Linked DNA regions of Homo sapiens: regions 1, 2 and 4 are each linked to region 3. Evidence: chromatin loops called from intact Hi-C (ENCODE). Cell type or tissue: endothelial cell of umbilical vein. All regions are shown on one strand. Region 1 overlaps MRTFB (myocardin related transcription factor B). Region 2 has its middle 4.4 kb from the start of TRT-CGT2-1. Region 3 has its middle 37 kb from the start of ERCC4. Region 4 has its middle 13 kb from the start of MRTFB.

Region 1 (5,000 bases), 240 kb after region 3:
CAGGAGGATGTTTATTTCCTGGGATAGAATAACCAGGAAAGTGTTCGTGGGGCTGCTGTGGTTATCCTGATTCCATCACCTAAAGGAAAAAGGCACATCAAAATTACCATTTAAACCATTTTAAGGCCTACATTCAGCGTCAGGGTAGGCCTTGATTAGTATTTCATCATATCAGTCTCACCTCATTAAGGTGATAATAGTCCCTGCTTACAGTGGTTCAACTTAGGATTTTTGACTTTATGATGGGTTTATCAGAGTATTAAATGCATTTTGACTTACAGTTTTCGACTTAAACCCATCCTAAGTGAAGGAGCATCTGTACTATCATAACACCACTCTAATTTATTAAAAGCTTTCAGGAAAAAGTATAGATACGTTTGAAACATTGGGTTTTCCGTTGTTTCCTAAAGATAGCTTTATCAGGGTTTTTTAGCAGGCATCAGAATGGCAAAGAAGATCTTAACATTTCTTTGTGTCTTCCCAGTTGTATTTGTATTGCTTATACTGCAATAACAAAATACCGGTGGACTACCTGGCTTAAACAACAGAAGTTACTTTTCTCACAGTTCTGGAGGCTAGGAAGCCTGGTGAGGCCAGTTAATGGTGGTGGGTCTCTTCCAGGCTTGTAGCCTTCTTGCTGTGCATGCACAGGGAGAGAAAGAAAGAGGGAGGGTGAGCCCTCAGGTGTCTCTTCTCATGAGGACACTAACCCTGTCAGATCAGGGTCCCAACCTCGTGACCTCATTTAACTTTACCTCCGAAAGGCCCTTTTTCCAAATGCAGTCACATTGGGGGTTAGGGCTTCCATGTAGGAATTTGAGAGGGACACAGTTCAGTCTATAACAGCAGTGAATTCTTATTGATGTAAGAACTTTTTCTAGTGGTATTTTAAGGTACAAGATTTCTTATAAAATAGAGATAGTGTGAGCAAAAGCACTGATGAGGTTAATTGGTACAGTGGCCAAAACTTCATAGCATATTAGGAAGTATTTCTTTTTGTATGCTTTTCTTTTTTTTTTTTTTTTTTAATTATCTTGTGGAAAGACTAAATTTTCCTTTTTAATTCTGGCTCTGCTTCTCACTAGCTGTGTGATCTTGGATAAATGCTTAATTCCTTTGTAAAACTCAGTATTGGTACCCGCCATGTAGGGTTGTTATGAGGATTAGATGTGGTGATAGCCGTAAAGCTCCCAGGATGGAGTCTGACAAACAATGAGCCCACATTAAAGCTCCGTTTGACGCACTTGGCCATCCTTCCCAGTGTGGGGCAAAGTAAAACCAATTTCTAGGCTATTGAAGCAGGTGAATGCACACAGGCTGGCAATTTCCCAACTGAATATGATTTCTGAGGAGGTGCAAGTATCCAGTGTCTGCATTCTAGCATGCATGATCATCTGCTAGAGTTGCCCTTTTTCTCGTTTATTTGAATCTAAACAGTAGAGCAAGTAGATTGACTATCTTGGAGTTTAAACACCGAAAACATCCAAACATCAGAACTTTTCTCCACATACTACTGACATTGAAACATGTCACGAAACATGACATTCTAATACCAGAACAATTGGCTTTTGTGCGTGGCAAGGGATAATGTGGCAATCCTCTATGCTGTGCATGGCTGCTTGGTCCATCATCGTCTGGATCATCTCACACAGTTGCTATGATATTAGGATAACACACAAGTTATGGCAGTTCTTAGTTTATGTTTTGCTAGGCACATTGCACATGTGTGTGTATATATATACATAGGTATATGTACAAATGTGTATATGTAAATATATTTGAGTGTGTGTTTGTATCAGCCCCATTCCTGAATCCACAAAATGGAAAGGAAAACCGAGATACTGAGTCTGGATCATCTGACTTCAACAGAGTAGCATGTGCTTACTATTCTGGGAAAAATTGGAGGTAAACAATATTCCACTGTTTCCTGTTTCGTTAATTGTTCTTTTATTCAGAGAGCCCACCTTACGCATTTGTATTAAGAAACATGAGAACATTCTATACAATGTACATTTTTCCATTATAGAGGGATTCAGAAGCAGAGCTTTAGCTTGTAGCACTAGCTCTACCTATAGCTGCACACTGAAATTCTAAACCATGATGGAGTGTAGAATTTTTTATTGCCCTCAAAATAAGAAAAATAAACATTATCTTCTTTGGGAACTGTATAGATAAGGAATTTAGAACTTTAAGGATAGAACCAACATGATCTCACAGGTTAAAAATGAATTGTTTGAAAAATCAAGTATTGTTTTAACCTCTGCATTGTTGGTGATCAATTAAGTGGATGATTAATATCTTTATGTACATCTGTCGCAGGCTAATGTTATCTCTGCCATTCTGTACCAGGCCCCTGGCTTGACAACATACTGTCATATCACAAGAAGCATACTTTAAATTCATTCCAACTTTTGACAAAAAGGAGAAGGGAATTTGTGTGAAGGTATGATGAGTTTAAAGAAACATGCCCCATTTTTAGCTGTCTGTTTCCATGGCAACAGAAGCAGCAGCCAGCCAGAGAGTTATCAAAGCTCCTGTAAATTTCCAAAGCTGAGTGTTGAAACATTGTCTTCCTGACCTCATGCTGCAGATTATCGTAGGAAACCTACAGTGTATTAGTCTGGAATAATGGCGGTCCTGTTAGCATTTTAGTTTTTACTTTAATTTTGCTCTTTAATTTCTAAGAGAAGGTAAATGCTACATTCTAGATTGTGGGACTTCCTTACAGGCAAGGGATGGTGGTTTAGAATTCCGAGGTCTATACCACCTGCCACTTCCCCTCCTTTTCCAATTCTGTATACTTAATAAGAATGCAGTAAACTTTATGTTGAAATCAAAGGCAATATTTCCACTTGGTCTAGAGCCTAACTTTTTTCAAACACTAATTTGAATAGTTTTTCAGTTAACTTGATGTTGTTGCTCCCTTTTTCATCAGAAAATAGTCTTAATATCAAAATTCCTGATCAAAATGCTGTTTGCTCTTTGTAGTGTCTGGGGTTGATATTTATGTGCACACTGTGGAGCTCTGCTTTTGTTTCAGACAGGAAGTGCTGGTGGAAGTTTGCTTACCCAGTGCAGATAGCACAGCTTTTACAGAACAAACCACCATTTTATTTCTGGCCTGTTTGCATTCCACTTTTTAAAATTCCTTGAAGAAGAACCCATTTTATAATTGGCAAATTAGCACCCTTGAAATATAACCCAAAATTTGTGATATTCAGTTACTACTTTTTATCATCTATGAGAGTACTTTAGTGCTTTCTCTTTTTTCTTTTTTTTTTTTTTTTTTTTTTTGAGATGGAGTCTCACTCTGTTGCCCAGACTGGAGTGCAGTGTCGTGATTGCGGCTCACTACAACCTCTGCCTCCCGGGTTCAAGCGATCCCCACCCCACCTCCACCTCAGCCTCCCAAGCAGCTGGGATTACAATCGTGCCCCACCACGCCTGGCTGATCTTTGTATTTTTAATAGGGGTTTCACCATATTGGCCAGGCTGGTCTCGAACTCCTGACCTCAAGTGATCCGCCTGCCTAAGCCTCCCAAAGTGCTGGGATTACAGGCGTGAGCCATCGTGCCTGGCCAGTGCTTTCTCTTCTTTAATGCAGCTTGAATTTCGCATTAATTCTAAGTGGAGAAATCTACCACTTTTTCATGGCCTTCTTTACTTTTTTACTCATAGCCCCTCCTTTTTAGTCTTTTACCCTTCAGAACAACATAATTACATTTTGTCTTCGTTCCTACCATCATCAGCAATTCAAAAATAACTCCAAACTCCAAATTCCCGCAATGAAGTGAAACGGTGTTGGTTTTGCCCCCATGATAATCACTTGCCCATAGAAAATTATTTTGTTAATTTATTCTTAAATGTGACATTGTATTCTGTTTTCTTAGAAAATAGCAACTCAGTTATATGCTCTAAGTATACCATGCAAATTTAAGTAAAACATGTTTATTAAAACTTATATATATGGTAAGCATTGTGGAAGGTGCTAGAAATATAAGGATGAGGTCTAGTAGGGCAAATAGAGGCAAAATATAGATATCTAGCGTGCAGTGTGATGGGGAATATATAATGTAGTTGTTATTGTAGTTACCAAATTGTTAAAAGATCAAATCATTATTAATGGTTAATGGAATTATGGTGGTGAGAGGGGCCAGCCAGGGGTGGGTAGGAAATAAGAAATGTGATTATTGAGAAATTAGTTTCATAATGTCTGTTCTGCTAACTGTTCCTTTTTTTTAATTACTGAAGTGAAATTCACATAACATAAAATTAACGATTAAGCAGTTGCTGTCATGCTCCCTTCCCCGCAATCCCTGGCAACCACCAATCTGCACTCTGTCTCTGAATTTACCAGTTCTGGATATTTCATGTAAATGGGGACTCATACAATATGTGAGCTTTTATATCTGACTTCTTTTCCTTGTAATGTTTTTCAGTTTCATCCACATTGTAGTATGAGTATTTAATTTATTTTTATGACTGAATAATATTCCATTGTATGGATATGCCACAATTTGTTTATCCATTCATCTGTTGATGACATTTGGGCAGTTTCTGCCTCTTGGCTATTGTGAATAGAGTTGCTATGGACATGTGTGTACATGTATTTGTTTGAGTACTTGTTTCCAATTCTTATTTCACCTAGGAGTAGAATTGCTGGGCTGCAATTGTTATAAACTAAAATTATATTCAGTTTAGAAAAGAACTTCTTTAGGAAAGACTTTAGAAAGAACTGCTAAATGTTCTAATTTTGTATCTTATGGTCTTTTCCTCTGATAAAAATGATACCATTTAGAGCCAGTGAATAACTTGCCATGCAGTTTCCTGATTTCTCTCCCCCTGGCTGTTGCCTTTACTAGTTGGAGCATTTCGGTAATGCATAACCATGTTTCTCTTCTTGACTTTCTCTTCACAGTCTACAGTGATTATTCCAAACCTCCTTCACTGGCCTCAAAATTAACTTTCCCTTTACCCATCTCACTTGGAACAGATGACCT
Region 2 (5,000 bases), 330 kb after region 3:
CCCCTGGGAGGGAAGTAGACTAGGAAAGCTGTTGAAAGGGCTCCTTCACTTCTTACCAGGTAAACGTGTGCTCTACATTGCTTGGGTTTTCTTCAAGATGATTTCTTTGTACTACATATGCAATTTTTTTCCAGAATCACCCTGTCCCTCAAAACCCCTACCCAAACACAAAAACCTTTTGGGACACAGGCAAATTAGAACAATTCAGAATTAAAGCAAATAAATGTTGAATGTTCTCTTGTCTCCACTGGAGCATCTATTCATTTCTTTTTATTTTACTTTCTTTTTTGGAGACAGGGTCTCGCTCTATTGCCCAGGCTGGAGTGCAATGGTGCTGTCATAGCTCACTGCAGCCTCGAACTCCTGGGCTCAAGCAATCATCCCAACTCAGCCTTTCAAGTAGCCAGGACTACAGGCGCTAGCACCACACCTGGCTTTTTTTTTGGGGGGGTGGGCGGTGGGATCGACATTGGTGTCTCCTTATGTTGCTCAGGCTGGTCTCAAACTCCTGGGCTCAAATGATCCTCCCACCTCAGCCTCCTGCCTCAGCCTCCCAAAGTGCTGGGATTACAGGCATGAGCCACTGTGCCTGGCCCATTCGTTTCTTTTTGAATAGGTGCCATAAAAGATCACGTATGGGCCAGGTAAGGTGGCTCACGCCTGTAATCCCAGCACTTTGGGAGGCTAAGGTAGGTGGATCACCTGAGGTCAGGAGTTCAAGACCAGCCTGGCCAACATGGTGAAACCCCGTCTCTACCAAAAATAGAAAAATTAGCCGGGCATGGTAGTGGGTGCTTGTACTCCCGGCTACTCGGGAGGCTGAGGCAGGAGAATCGCTTGAACCCAGGAGGCAGAAGTTGCAGTGAGCCAAGATTGCACCATTGCACTCCAGCCTGGGTGACAGGAGTGAAACTCCATCTCAAAAAACAAAACAAAACAAAAAAACACGGCTCTTGGGCAGGTAGGCCAATATCTTTGAAGAGCATGGAATTGTCCACCCAGATTTCCTGTCCTTGTCTTTCTGTCCCCATCCACAGAGTAGACCAGCACTCCTTCTCTGTGACATCACCCAGGGAGACAGCCCATTCTCATCCATCTCCACCATAGCCTGTCTGTATCAGGTGGAGAATGTATTAGAAAAACACAATTTACAATACTGTAGATACCATTTATGCAAAAAAGTGTGCACAAAATGACTAAGGATATATATATATATTTGTGTATGAAGAAGTGCTTGCTGTTTTGTTTTGTTTTTTATTTTCAAGCCTGAAAGATGACACATAGGTCTCAAAACTGTAACTTCTGCTTGAAATCTGGGGTGCCAGAGCTGCAAAAGCACTTTGGCACGTGCTGCAGTATCGGAAACTAGTGAGCTAAATCCTTGAAGCAGGTTCTGTTTAGACTGAAACGGGCGAAGCTGATCATGTTTCTGAATAAGCAAGACGTGTTGTGTTCATTTAAACCACTTGTGTTCATGAATCTATAAAGCCATGTTTGGATTTCTATAACTTCTGTATGAATTTCATGTGTGAAAGTCACCTTGAAGTCAACTCTTTGTTCTTGCAGATTCAATCCCTCGTCTCTGTTGGAAGTGTAAAAGGAAGATAAGAAGGGCTCTGATGCTGGGGTTGGGGAGGAAAGAGAGGCAGGTAAGACAGAGCCTAGAGAGACGTTTAGGGATCCCAGCACGCAAAATGACCATGCAGGAGGGAAGAGGTAGATTTGCATAAGGAGCCCGTGGCTTTCTGGGAAAGAAGGAATTAAACTCTTCCAACCCACCTTCCTGTTATTCACAGTTAATTAGTGGCAGAATAGGGTTTAACAGAACTTTTCATTTATTTATTTTGTAGAGATTCAGTCTTGCTCTGTTGCCCAGACTGGAGTGCAGTAGCACAATCATAGCTCACTGGAGCCTCAAACTCCTGGGTTCAAACGATCCTCCTGCCTCAGCTTTCCAAGTAGCTGTGCCTACAGGTGTGTACCACCACGCCCAACCTAACAGGACTTCTGAAGCAACAGAAGGGAAGCCAGGTTCCTGTGAGGATCCTAGCTTTAGCAAGGAGGGGCAGTTTGTCAACAGAGGCTGTGCAGGAGCAAGTTCAACAGTGACACCTTGTGGAGGCATGAAGCAAGAGCAGTGCTAGACTCTGCTCTGCCCCTACATCTCTTGGGAACTGGTGGGAGCCTCAGACTAGCCACTTTAACGGCTCCGTGCCTCAGTTTCTCCCGTTGTAAATTCGGAATGACACACATTCACTCGCTTCCTCTGTCATGGAGTTCTTCTGATGACAACATTTTAAACATCCGCCAGCCAGGACGGTTCAGTAAATGCTGACCCATCCATGTCATGATATGGTAGGAAGCCATTTAAAGGAATGATTGATGGATTGATCTGACATGATAATGAATATAGTTAAGTGAGAAAAGTTGATAGTCTGGTTTTTCTGGTTTTTTGTTTTGTTTTGTTTTAAAGGTGTCTGGAGGTATAATTGATAAACCAGAAAACTGCACTTATTTAATGTGTATAATTTGATGCATTTGGACATATGCATGCACCTGCTGATAGTCTCACCACAATCAAGAATCAAGTATTACCTTGTAATCCCAGCACTTAGGGAGGCCGAGGCAGGCTGATCACTTGAGGCAAGGAGTTCAAGACTAGCCTGGCTGAAATGGTGAAACCCCATCTCTACTAAAAATACAAAAATTACCCAGGTATGGTGGCATGCGCCCAAAGTCCCAGCTACTCAGGAGGCTGAGGCATAAGAATCACTTGAACCCAGGAGGTGGAGGTTGCAGTGAGCTGAGACGACACCACTGCATTCCAACCTGAGAAACAGAGCAAGACTCTGTCTCGAAAAAAAAAAAGGTAATAAACATATCTGTCACCTCCAAAACTTTCCATGTGTCCTTTTGTGTATGGTGTAAGAATATTTAACATGGGATCTACCCTCTTAACAAACGTTTATGTGTATGTATCCTACCGTTAGCTATATACAGCAGATCTCAAACTTCCTCATCTTGTATAATTAATTTTTAGTATCTCGTTTTTGCAAAGATAAATACACATTTATCATTACGTATATGTGTATATGTGTGTTGGTTTTGGTTTCTTGGAATGTAGAGAAAGTCCATACCCCTGCGAAGGCTTCGCCACACCTCATGCTGTTGATAATATCTCCAGGTGGGGTGAGAGATGGAGAGGAAATTGCAGAGAAAATTCCAAGTTTTTTCCTGATATCATGGCCTTGGCAAAGAGAGGCTCTATGGCTTTTGGATTCACTATTTTTGCAGCAAAACGTACAAAGTTAACAGAAAAAAGAGAAAATATAAAGAGTAATCGGATCTCTGGGCTCTGGGGAGCAGAAGCGTTAACACGGAGTGGCCACTTACACGGAGACGATGCTAAGTTCCCAGTGCAAAAGCCCTGTCCTGTCATCACGCTGACCCTCTCCAAGGGGAGGCCTCCAGTCCCCCCTGCCCTGTCAGGTTTCCCATATGGGCTGACATCATGTGCTTAGGAAACCTACATTCAAGAATTAAAAATGGAACTCTTAATAAGGGAGCGGGTGGTTTGTAGACGTGCATGGGCTGAGAACCACATTTCAAAACCAGAAGTGTATTTCAGGCGTGAGTAGCACTTAAAAGAAAATATTGTGGCAGGCCCCTGGAAGCAGCAGACGTTGTTTATATCACATCAACTTGAGTTTTGCTGAGCAAATCACCAGGCTGGCGCACAACGAACGTTTCCCACCATTCCGGGGTTTTTTTTTTTGCTTCCACTCTGCCCTTCTAATTCAGGTGAGCAAGCTGATTTTTACTTGCTGTAGGTAAAAAAGAACCCCCAAACTTAGGCCTTGCTAAATGCAAAACCTGTAGCAATTCTCAAAACACGCAAATAACAAGCCCTTCATCTTCCTTTGAGAAGTATGGTAAATAGACTCTAGGATGCCCCCCAAAGTTATCCCTGTCTTCTAAGAATCATGCCTGTCCCCTATTCCTTGGACAGTGATATGAGCAAGAAATAAACATGTATTGTGCTAAGCCACTGAAAGACTGGGGTTGTCTGTAACAGCAGCTAGCATACCCCAACAACAGATATACCACTATTTGGCCCCTGTGGGAACACAGGCTCTCTGCTGCCAAATCTTTTGGATCATCCATTTTTTTTAGAAGCGGCCAGAAATCTGGATTTTTAAAATATGAAATTTCCTGATTTAAAAATGTTGGCCACTAAGTCAAATTTATTATTTTAAATGCTCCACAGGCCAAATGAAACACATCTGTGGGCTCAACTTGGCCTGCAGCCTGCCAAGTGCAACCTCTGGTCAAAACACTTCAAATGCAGCAGCATTTATTTTTAAGTTGGTATTGGTCTGAGAGTTGGTGCCGCAACCCTAGTCATGTGAGTTCCAGAGAAAAGTTCTATGCCGATAGGGAAGTTGATCAATTCTTTCATTTCCACTTGGGTTAGAATTACGTTAGTGTTTTTTGTTTTGTTTTTTTAGACAGAGTCTCCCTCTGTCACCCAGGCTGCCGTGCAGTGGTATGATCATAGCTCACTGCAGCCTCAAACTCCTAGGCTCAAGCAATCCTCCTGCCTCTGCCTTTCAAGTAGCTGGGACCACAGGCACATGCCACCGGGCCCAGCTACTTTAAAAAAAATTTTTTTTAGTAGAGACTAGGTCTTACTATGTTGCCCAGGCTGGTCTTGAAATCTTGCGCTCAAGTGATCCTCCTGCCTTGGCCTCCCAAAGTGCTGGGATTACGGGCATGAACTACCGTGCCTGGCCTTCCTCTAGTTTCTTAACACACTTTGGCCCGTCTGCCAAAACTCTGAGGCTAACTTTTCCTCCCTGGGTGACCAGGTCCAGCGAGACCAGGCTGGCCCAGGATGGCCCACTCACCCAGACCAGTGCCTCCTCCACTTTGATTTCAGTGGACTGAGTGGCAAGGATGAAGCTGAAACCAGGCACAACCAACTATGTCTTAAAGGAGAG
Region 3 (5,000 bases):
TAGTGCATAAGGCAGAGGGCTCTCTCTGGGTTTGATGCTATAACAAACAGTCCACGCCATCGAGGGACATTCAGTCTTGCAGTGAAGAGAAGTCAGAGGCAGAAAATGAGCAGGTGGAAGAATAAAAAATCCACAAGAGAGATAGAAGTGTTCCTGAGGTCAGAGGAAGAGGTCATATCCCTGCAGGGAACAGGAATAGCCTCAGAGAGGAGGTAGAATTCGAGATGGGTCTTAAAAAACAGCTAGGATTTCAGCAGACAGATGCAGGGCTCTGCACTTCAGCCCCGGTCTACCACATTAGTGAAGAAACAGATGGGAAATAGAATAATGTTTAAAGAGGGAGTTGTGAACGCTAAGTAGGAGCAATACGAGGGCCATATTGTAGGAGTCTCTTAAGGGCTAGGATGAGGAGTTCTCATTTCAGTAGAAAAGCGAATGTTCAATTAAGGAAAAAATGAACCAGAAGACTTTTAAAATTTTGGTCTGGCAGTAGAGATTTTGAAATGGAAAGGAACTAATATTAATTTACAGTGTGCCATGTGGGTTGTGTATGCTACCTTTACAGACAAAGAGACATACTGAGAGATTAAGTGACTAAAGCCACAGTGGAAGGACATTGCAGATTCAGACTCCAAAACCTGTCATCTTTCTGCCAGACCTTGCTGTCTAGAAGGGAGGATTGGAGGTGAAAAGACCACCTCAGAAGCTGTTGTAACAATCTAAGCAACAGGTAACGAAGGCCAGAACTAGAATGACAGCTTTCGAAATGGAAGGAAGGACAATCTTTGGAAGGTGGCAAATGAAATGTATGCCCGGGAAGAGTCTAAATAATGCCTACTTTTTAAGCCTGGGCTCAGGAGATGATGAGACTGTTGAAGAGAAAAGTTAAAGTCTAGAGAAGGACTTGATTTGGAAACGGAGAAGTACAGTTTTGATGGGAAAGGAGAAGTACGGTTTTGATCAGGTTGATTTTGAGATAGCAGAGAGCCAGGGGACAGTCTCAATACAAGATGTAGTAGGGGTTGGGCGTGGTGGCTCACGCCTGTAATCCCAGCACTTTGGGAGGCCAAGGTGGGCGGATCACTTGAGGCCAGGAGTTCGAGAGCAGTCTGGTCAACATAGTGAAACCCCCATCTCTACTAAAAATACAAAAATTAGCCGGGCGTGGTGGTCCACACCTGTAGTCCCAGCTACTTGGGAGGTTGAGGCGTGAGAATCTCTCGAGCCTGGGAGGCTGAGGTTGCGGTGAGCGGAGATTGCACCACTGCACTCCAGCCTGAGTGACAGAGACAGACTGTGTCAAAAGAGGGGGAAAAAAAGAAAGATGTAGTAGGCATCTGCACTGAAGTGAGAACTGAAAACATTGGCTGAATAAATAAGTGGTTAAGGTAAAGAAACCTGAAACGACTAACAGAACGCTAAAAATGCCTACACTTAGGAGGTGGCAAGATAGAGACAGAAAATTAGAAGAAGAAACTGAGTCATCCAGCAGCCAGAATGAAAACAGGAGGGAATTTCAAGGGAGTGACCCACAACATCAGGAGTTGAGCCGTATGAGCGCTGGCGGCCTTCAAGGCAACAATGAAGACAGCGCTGGTCATCCTGTGTGGTGTGTCCAGGAGACCTAGGGGCACACGCCCGCCTGGGGGTCTGAGGAAGCCATGGGGGGTGGTGAGGATGAAGAAAACGAGGATGGGCAGGCTGAACAGAGGGGCGATTTTGCTTGTTGGTGATCAGGATGAGGGAGCAGAGCAAAGTGGGAGAAGGAAGGCACTAGAGAGAGAACAGAGAATTAGGCAGAACCAAAATTTAGTATTGTGGGGGATGGGGGTGGAGGGAAAAAAACGAACGTGGTTTTGCTTTTCTTCCTTTCACACCTACAGAAAACCTGTTTTTGTATTGAATTGCTTCTTCTTAAAGACCAGCATCAACCTGATCATGCTCCCCACCATGTGAAACGGAATGGGCACGCCACGATAAGTAGTAATGAGCCTTTTCGGCAGCCTTCTGTTTTAACAAAAAAACGCTGCTGTTTGGCATTGAAGTTTGCTTGTGTTTAAGCTCGCGGTGGAACAGCCTAGGACCCCTCTCTGTTTGTAACCTGGCTTTATAATTTTGTTATTATTTAAAGCCTCCCTTTCAGCGATTTTTTAAAACCAAAATATATGCTGGCTAATGTCATCTGGAAACTGAAAGTCGATGTTCAGCAACTCTCACTCGCCAATCCTACAACTTGGTAAGGATTTTTATTTTGGTCGTACTGAGCTTACTGTAACTGGGGCGGCTGAGTTGCTATGGTAATTTGTTCTCAGAACAGAGCACTTTGCTGCAATGCATGGAAACAGCAGATAAATCTACTTTATGTTGACTTGATTGTGACATTAATTCTAGTTGAAACATCCTCCATGCTCCCATCAGGACTCATGTATAAGAATTTTAAATTGGAGCCAAGAAGGCATTGGCTAAAAGAATTGCAACTTCGGCTGTTTAAACCCAGGCCTTCACAATTCATGCAACTGAAGGCTGTTGGCTCACAGCCTAGAGCGCTGCCCCGGGGGCGGCTTGCAGCTGGGGGAAGGTTCATCACTGAGGCAATTATGTGGTTAATTGCTCCAGTGTGGGCTTGGGCTGAGAGTTGTGACTCATGCCGCCCTCTGTCACTAATAGATGGGGGTAGGGGGTAGAGTGGACAGGACTCAAGGACTTACTGAAAACTCAGCTGCCTTTTCCCTTTCCTCTTGCAAATAAATCTGTAACTCACTAACATCTGCCCTGGAGATGTGGGAGGAAGGTAGACCTCAACTCCAAGACTTGGTGCTCCCGGCCTCCATTGGTAGGGGTCCCCATTAAGTCCCACGTCCTGAACTACACTGGAGCCCTCGGACACTTTAAGGATCACTGCACTCCGAATTGGGGTGTATCTTCCTCCAATTCTTGCCTAACCATGACAGAGGAGAGACAAAAACTAGATGCCTGACTTCGAGCATGACTCATTATAAACAAATAGAGGACAGATTGACTTCCTCTTATCAGAGCCCGAGTCTGCGCCCCAGGACACAGCATGAGTCAGACTTGAAGTCCCAAGTCTTGTTGGGAATTTTCCCCCTGAGAAAGAGGTAGATTTTTGAGTAGAGTTCTGTTGATTTCTTGAATATTATCAGTGACCCCATGTTAAGCCCTGGGCTTCTGCATCAGGTCACATCCCTTCGAAACCAATAGAGCTTCCAGAGTAAGGATAAAAATTGGCTGTGCTCACAAAGAAACTCATTTGGAATTGATAGAAATGTTTGTAATTTTAGCGGTGATGGTTTTGCAATGTATAGATGTCAAAATCATAAAAGCATACACTCAATATGTGCAGTGTATTGTATATAAATTATACTTCAAATATTTTTTAGAAGAAACATAGTTTAGCAGGAAAAAAAAAGATGTAGTAGGCACCTGCATTGAAATGAGAACTGAAGACATTGGTTGAATAAGTAAGTGGTTAAGGTAAAGAAACCGTAAACGACTAACAGAATGCTAAAAATGCCTACACTTAGAAGAAGGGAAGATACAGACAGAATATTAGAAGAAGAAACTGAGTCATCCAGCAGCCAGAATGAAACAGGAGGGAATTTATAGGGAGTGACCCACAACACCAGGAGCTGAGCAGTATCAGCGTAGATAGCCTGGTGGCCTTTGACGCAACAATGAAGAGAGCACTGGTCATCCTGCGTGGTGGTTAATTATTATTATGATTTATCATGAAGTTCAGTGTTACCTCCTCCCTTCCCCATCCATACCGATCTATTGCTTGTATTTGGGTGCAAACACACACAGAGTACCTGCCTGAAGGGATCATGAGGTCACAGCATCCAATGCTGATCTCAGACTCCCAGAGTGTGTGTTAGTAGGTAACATTTATTTTTACTCAACTCCGTATTTCACTAGGTAAAAGGGAATGAAGGCAGTCGGGATAGGTGAAACCCAGGTTGTGACAAATTTGGAGGAGGGTGGGGGAGCTGTTGGGTATTAGATTGGTGCAAAAGTAATTGTGGTTATTATGCCAGGAGCGGTGGCTCACGTCTGTAATCCCAGCACTTCGGGAGGCGAGGTGGGTGGATCACTTGAGGTCAGGAGTTTGAGACCAGCCTGGCCAACATGGTGAAACCCATCTCTACTAAAAATACAGAAATTAGCCGGGCATGGTGGCCAGTGCCTGTAATCCCAGCTACCTGGGAGGCTGAGGCAGGAAAATCATTTGAACCCAGGAGGAGGAGGTTGCAGTGATCCGAGATCGCACCACTGCACTCCAGCCTGGGTAACAGAGCAAGACTCGTCTCAAAAAAAATGAAAATCAAAAAATAAATAAAACATTTTTTAAAAGTAATTGCAGTTATTGCCATTATTTTCAATGGCAAAAACCTCAATTCCTTTTTTTTTTTTTTTTTTTTTTGAGATAGAGTTTCCCTCTTGTTGCCCACACCGGAGTGCAATGGCGTAACATTGGCTCACTGCAACCTCCGCCTTCCAGGTTCAAGTGATTCCCCTGCCTCAGCCTCCTGAGTAGCTGGGATTACAGGCATGTGCCACCACACCTGACTAATTTTGTATTTCTAGTAGAGACGGGGTTTTGCCATGTTGGTCAGTCTGGTCTCGAACTCCTGACCTCAGGTGATCCACCCACTTCAGCCTCCCAAAGCACTGGCATTACAGGCATGTGCCACCGTGCCCTGTCCGCAGTTACTTTTACACCAACCTAGTAGCAAAGGAAAAAGAAGCACCTTCAAGGTACCCCACCCCAGGCGGCCACAGGACAGGAGAAGGCTGTTTTTGCCTTCAGGTTTCAGCAAATTCAAGTTGAGTCAAGCCAACAGCATGACAGCATGCAAGAGCTGTGCCATTGGGCTGTGGCCACAAAACACACACACGTGAAATGACTTAAAGCTTGGAAACCAGCACACCAGGGAGCAAATTAATTTAGGGAGAAATGAATACGTGTGTGCTTAGATGGCACA
Region 4 (5,000 bases), 100 kb after region 3:
TTGTTTTTGAGACAGAGTCTCACTCTGTCACCCAGGCTAGAGTGCAGTGGCACAATCTCGGCTCACTGCAACCTCTGCCTCCTGGATTCAAGTAACTCTCATGCTTCAGCTTCCCAACAAGCTGGGATTACAGGTGTGCACCACCATGCCCTGGTAATTTTTGTATTTTCAGTAGAGACAGGGTTTCGTCATGTTCGCCAGGCTGGTCTTGAACTCCTGACCTCAAGGGATCCCCCCACCTCGGCTTTCCAAAATTTTGGGATTACAGCCATGAGCCACCATGCCCGGCCTATTAATTGTAATTCTTCTTAAGAAAATACTTCCCTCCTTCTTTCCTCCTTTCCTTCCTTCCTCCTTTTCTTGCTTACTCCTTTTCTTCCTTTCTTATTATTATGGACTCATGGGTATTTATTCTATGACTTATAATCCAATATTACCATTAGTTTGTTGCTCAAATTTTTCCATCTCTGGCCATGAGGAGCTCTACATCCTTCCAATAAACCCCAATTATTTTTTGAGCAATTCCCTATTTTCTGGCATCACAAGGTATTCTACAGGCATTTTGTATTTTCTCCGCTCCAGTTCTGGAAGTAACCACCTCTCCAAGGAGCCCTGGTCTCTCTTTTTTTGGAGAATGGTATTTAGAAACCAAGATCTGAGTGGTAGGTGTGCTCACTGCTAGTGGAGAATCCTTGCTGCTGGAGTCTCTCAGTGTTCAGAGCTTGAGAATATATTATGTATACCAATCCATGCATGCATGGATATATCTATCTATCTATGTATCTATCTGTCTATCTATCTATCCATCCATCTGTCCACCTATACCTATCTCTACATATTAAGAAACCTTTAGTTCATACCAATACTACTGATTTCAATTCATCATCACAGCACTCAGTCTAACATCCCTCTTTCCCCTGTTTGTAACTTTGTTTTTTAATTGAAAGACTGATGCTTAAATCCTGGTAAGCTGTAAAAATATGCTCCCTTCTCACCCTTCCTCTCATCTTTTCTCCTGTGGAAATGGTTGACATAAGGATGCAACACTGAATGCTAGATATTGCAGACAGAGGCTACAGGAAAGAGAGCTGAGCTGACATCACGGTCCTTCCTACTGCAAAAAGCACTAATTACACATTTTATACTTTATCGGCAGTGGGGGTGCAAGAGGGTCGGCCTGGGCTCTGGAATGTAAGCTCACTGTTCCAGCCAAAAAATGAGTCAGTTGAGATGGGAATGCAAATTTATTTGAGCAGTTGTGTGTCAACATATTTCCGGAAAAAAAAAATTGTGTGTGTGCCTGTTTTCTGCTCCAGCCTTCTGGAAAATACTGTCACCCGATGGCCCTCTTACTTTGGCAACAATTCTTGTTCCTGGGGGCACCTTACCTCTTGTCTTTTAACCATCTCATTGATTTCTGTCCCCTTCATCTTCCAACACACATGTTGTTCCCTTTCCTTTTCTTCTGACTTCCCATCTTTATTTTCCTTTTCACAGACCCTGTGAATTTTCACCTCCAAGCAGATCCTAGTGGAAACCTTTCATGGCTGGGTCATCAGAATCTTTTCAATACAAAAAGCCAAGCTTACATTTCCCTTTATTTTGTTGTCTGGGACTTGGTTTTTTCCTTAAGTTCCCTGTTCTTGTAATACTTTGGGTGTGGAGGAATTTTCTGTTTTTCCGTCCTTTCATAACAGTTCAGAGTTGTTCACTATGAAACCCCGAGGAATGCTTCGCTGAAAACCCAAATTTTGCCTACCACACTCTGGATATGCTAAAGATAACTAAGGCAAGGCAAGATTGGCTCACTCTGATGGCAAATGAAGTGCTTGTTATTCAAAACTAAAGAGTCCAACTCTGAGCTCCTCCTGGGAGGAAAGAAAATAAGTGTGTTCCAGGTATTATTCCTTTTAGTGTTATCAACAATTCCAGAGGCCCACGGGCCTGTTTGGGATCCTGCCATTCCCAGAGCCAGGGGTGGGGGCCACCTTCACAGTGACCTGAGCTGACCAGAAATAAACCCAGAATACCCCGGAGCAGGGAGATGTCAAGTCAGTGGGAGGGAGAGCCTACGGAGAGCCCGTATTTTCTTAGCTGTATCCAGGAAGCCTGGATGGAATGGGCTTGGCAGGCACCAACTTCCTGGGGAGCCAACTGGGCAGCTTCCCGGGGGTGCCAGGAGTGCAAAATCACCACTGGGGCACTGAACCATCATAAGACAATGAAGAACTCATTTCGCGAATTCCAAGAACACTATCCGTTCTCGGAAGGAATCTTTAGCAAAGTCACTTAGGGTTGGCGGGAAGGGAGGGAGGATGTGGTGAGTAATCATAAGAATAACTACAAGTAGCTACAAGGGCATGCTCCATAGCTTTAATAATAAAAAGAAGGCAACAATAATAGAAATAATGAAGGCAGCTGGAATTTAGTCCAATTCTTCCTCATGAGCCGGGCAATGTACCCAAGTTTGTTGTACACATCAATCTCATTGAATTCTCACAACGACTGTGTGAGGTAGGTACTGTCTCAGATGTGTCATTTCACATCTGGGAAACAGGTCAAGAAGAATGAAATATGGTGCTTGTAGCTGCAAAACTACAAAGTGGCAAAGACTGGATCAGAACTCTCAACTTGCTTTCTTAAGTATTCTTCTGTGTGGTCTTACTGGAAGGGCTTTTCTTTAAACTAAAACATATTTATTTATTTATTTTTTATTTGTATTTGTTTTTTTTTTTTTTTTTTTTTTTTGAGACGGAGTCTCGCTCTGTCGCCCAGGCTGGAGTGCAGTGGTGAGATTTCAGCTCACTGCAACCTCTGCCTCCTGGATTCAAGAGATTCTCGTGCCTTAGCCTCCCGAGTAGCTGGGATTATGGGTGCGTGCCACCACGCCCAGCTAATTTTTTCTATTTGTAGTAGAGACAGGGTTTTGCCATGTTGGCCAGGCTGGTCTCGAACTCCTGGCCTCAAGTGATCCGCCTGCCTCGGCCTCCCAAAGTGCTGGGATTACAGGCATGAGCCACCGCCCCCGGCCCAAAGTAATACATATTTAATCCTTTGTATAACTCATTATTGACATAATATTTTTTCCTTTTATTTTTATTTGCCACATAATAATTGTTCATATTTATGGGATACAGATATTTTGATACATACAGACAATGCTCAAATCAGTGTAATGATCAAATCAGGGTATTAACATATCTAGCACTTCAAACATTTATCATTTCTTTGTGTTGTAAATATTCAAAATCCTCTCTTCTAGCTTTTTGAAAATATACAATAAAATATGTTAATTATAGTCACCATACAGTACTACAGAAGCCTAGAACTTACTGCTCTCATCTAGCTGTAATTTTGCTAATCCGTTAATCAACCTCTCCCTGCCCCCTCTCCCCGCTACCTGGAAGGGTCTGCCTTGTAAGCTATAGGCTTTGGTTTTGCTGAGCTGAGTATTCAGGTGGTCATGGCTGATATTTTAGTATAAGTGTTAGGATGCTAGTCAGATGACCCAAGGACAGGACGACAAGCTCTGCCCTCCACACAGATGCAATCTAATGACAGAGGCATCCAGTCGGCAGGTGCAAGGCCATTTGCAGGGCCACACTGTGGAAGATGGTGACAGCACATCAAACTGAGTGTCCAAGGATTATGCCTGCAAACCATGAGTGTTCCAGTGTTTAGAGGCAAGGTTGTGAGAAAGGAGGAAAATCATGCTGGACAGAAAGACAGGCGTGAGCCAAAACACAGAGGAAATGGCACAGCATGTGCCTAGAAAGAGAAGCTTGGAGTTGGCTAGAAGATAGGGTCCAAGGTGAAGGGGAAGACAAGAGCTAAAGCTGGAGAGATAAGCAGGGGCCTTGTGCAAACCAGTGGGGCCTCGGACTTTAAATATGGAAGGACCTGGGTCTGAATTCCAATTTAGCCATGTGCTCGCTGTATGATCATGGGCTACATTTCAGAACCCTTCTCAACTTCAATATTCATATCTGGAAAACAGAGAGACATGTAATTTTTTTTTTTTTTTTTTTTTTTTTTTGAGACGGAGTCTCACTCTGTCACCCAGGCTGAAGTGCAGTGGCGCAATCTCAGCTCACTGCAATCTCTGCCTCCTGAGTTCAAGCAGTTCTCATGCCTCGGCTTCCAGAGTAGCTGGGATTACAGGAGCCCGCCACCATGCCCAGCTAATTTTTGTACTTTTAGTAGAGACAGGATTTCACCATGTTGGCCAGGCTGGTCTCGAACTTCTGACCTCAAGTGATCTGCCCGCCTCGGCCTCCCAAAGTGCTGAAATCACAGGTGTGAGCCACTATGCCCGACTGAGACACATAATTTTATGATATATACGTTAGGCTGAGAGCCTATGCACCCAGTCTTGGGTCACACAGTTGATGAATGGATTCGCCAGGAAACACATCTATTTTTATTACAGGTCAAGCTTTATAGTTCATAAAGCTCTCATATATTCTCACTTCATTTCGCAGGTTTCAGGTCTCTTACCCTGTTTGAATTTTCATTTTTCTCTCTCGGCACCAGTCTTCTCCAATCTACGTAGCCCTCAAGGGTAGGGACCACATCCTATTGTTCATCACGAGTGGTCCATGGTAATGCAGGGGTCTCAGGCTTGGCAGTGCAACAGAATCACTGGGAAGCTCCAGAAATCTGCAGAGATCTGGGCCTCATCCAAGGTGTGTTGAACCAGAATCTTTAGAACTGCTGCCTGAGCTTTTTCTCTTATCCAGGTGGGGTTTGGAAACACAGCAGAAATATGTTCAAGGGAATCAGTGAGCAAGTGACCATCCTAGATATATCAGGCGGGATAGGCTAGTGCATGCTATGACAGCCATCAACCAGGAGCTGCTTAAAACAACCAAAGTTTGGCCGGGCGCGGTGGCTCACGCCTGTAATCCCAGCACTTTGGGAGGCCAAGGTGGGCAGATCAGGAGGTCAGGAGATCGAGACCATCCTGGCTAACACAGTGAAACCCTGTCTCTACTAAAAAT

The links. A loop is a pair of places that touch in the nucleus more often than their neighbours do. Peaks named below come from ENCODE experiments on the same cell type or tissue, not always from the same donor. Only the 100,000 strongest peaks of a DNase experiment are listed, where the experiment ranks them.
Region 1: it touches region 3 in a loop (2.4-fold over the local background); 6 of 110 quality-filtered maps call a loop at or near these places.
Region 2: a loop joins it to region 3, with 2.3 times the contacts of the local background. A loop is called at or near these places in 2 of 110 quality-filtered maps.
Region 4: a loop joins it to region 3, with 6 times the contacts of the local background. A loop is called at or near these places in 5 of 110 quality-filtered maps.

The regions. Positions count from the first base shown.
Region 1 is chr16:14,193,694-14,198,693 of GRCh38, forward strand. The region is part of intron 3 of MRTFB (myocardin related transcription factor B); the gene reads left to right. Among named protein-coding and RNA genes, the nearest start is that of TRT-CGT2-1, 90 kb to the right of the region's middle. In endothelial cell of umbilical vein, no CTCF peak of the experiment used is centred here; DNase peaks (open chromatin) are centred at 2,508 and 3,028; H3K27ac peaks cover 1,254 bases.
Region 2 is chr16:14,287,810-14,292,809 of GRCh38, forward strand. No RefSeq gene overlaps it. Among named protein-coding and RNA genes, the nearest start is that of TRT-CGT2-1, 4.4 kb to the left of the region's middle. RefSeq lists a silencer at 1,963-2,257. In endothelial cell of umbilical vein, a CTCF peak has its summit at 2,122 (motif pointing left); no DNase peak of the experiment used is centred here.
Region 3 is chr16:13,954,954-13,959,953 of GRCh38, forward strand. No RefSeq gene overlaps it. Among named protein-coding and RNA genes, the nearest start is that of ERCC4, 37 kb to the left of the region's middle. RefSeq lists silencers at 1,197-1,266, 2,507-2,556, 2,577-2,636 and enhancers at 1,724-2,923, 2,737-2,856. In endothelial cell of umbilical vein, no CTCF peak of the experiment used is centred here; DNase peaks (open chromatin) are centred at 2,618 and 2,988; H3K27ac peaks cover 1,183 bases.
Region 4 is chr16:14,055,989-14,060,988 of GRCh38, forward strand. It overlaps a transcript of MRTFB not described here. Among named protein-coding and RNA genes, the nearest start is that of MRTFB, 13 kb to the right of the region's middle. In endothelial cell of umbilical vein, no CTCF peak of the experiment used is centred here; DNase peaks (open chromatin) are centred at 1,223 and 2,123; H3K27ac peaks cover 2,641 bases.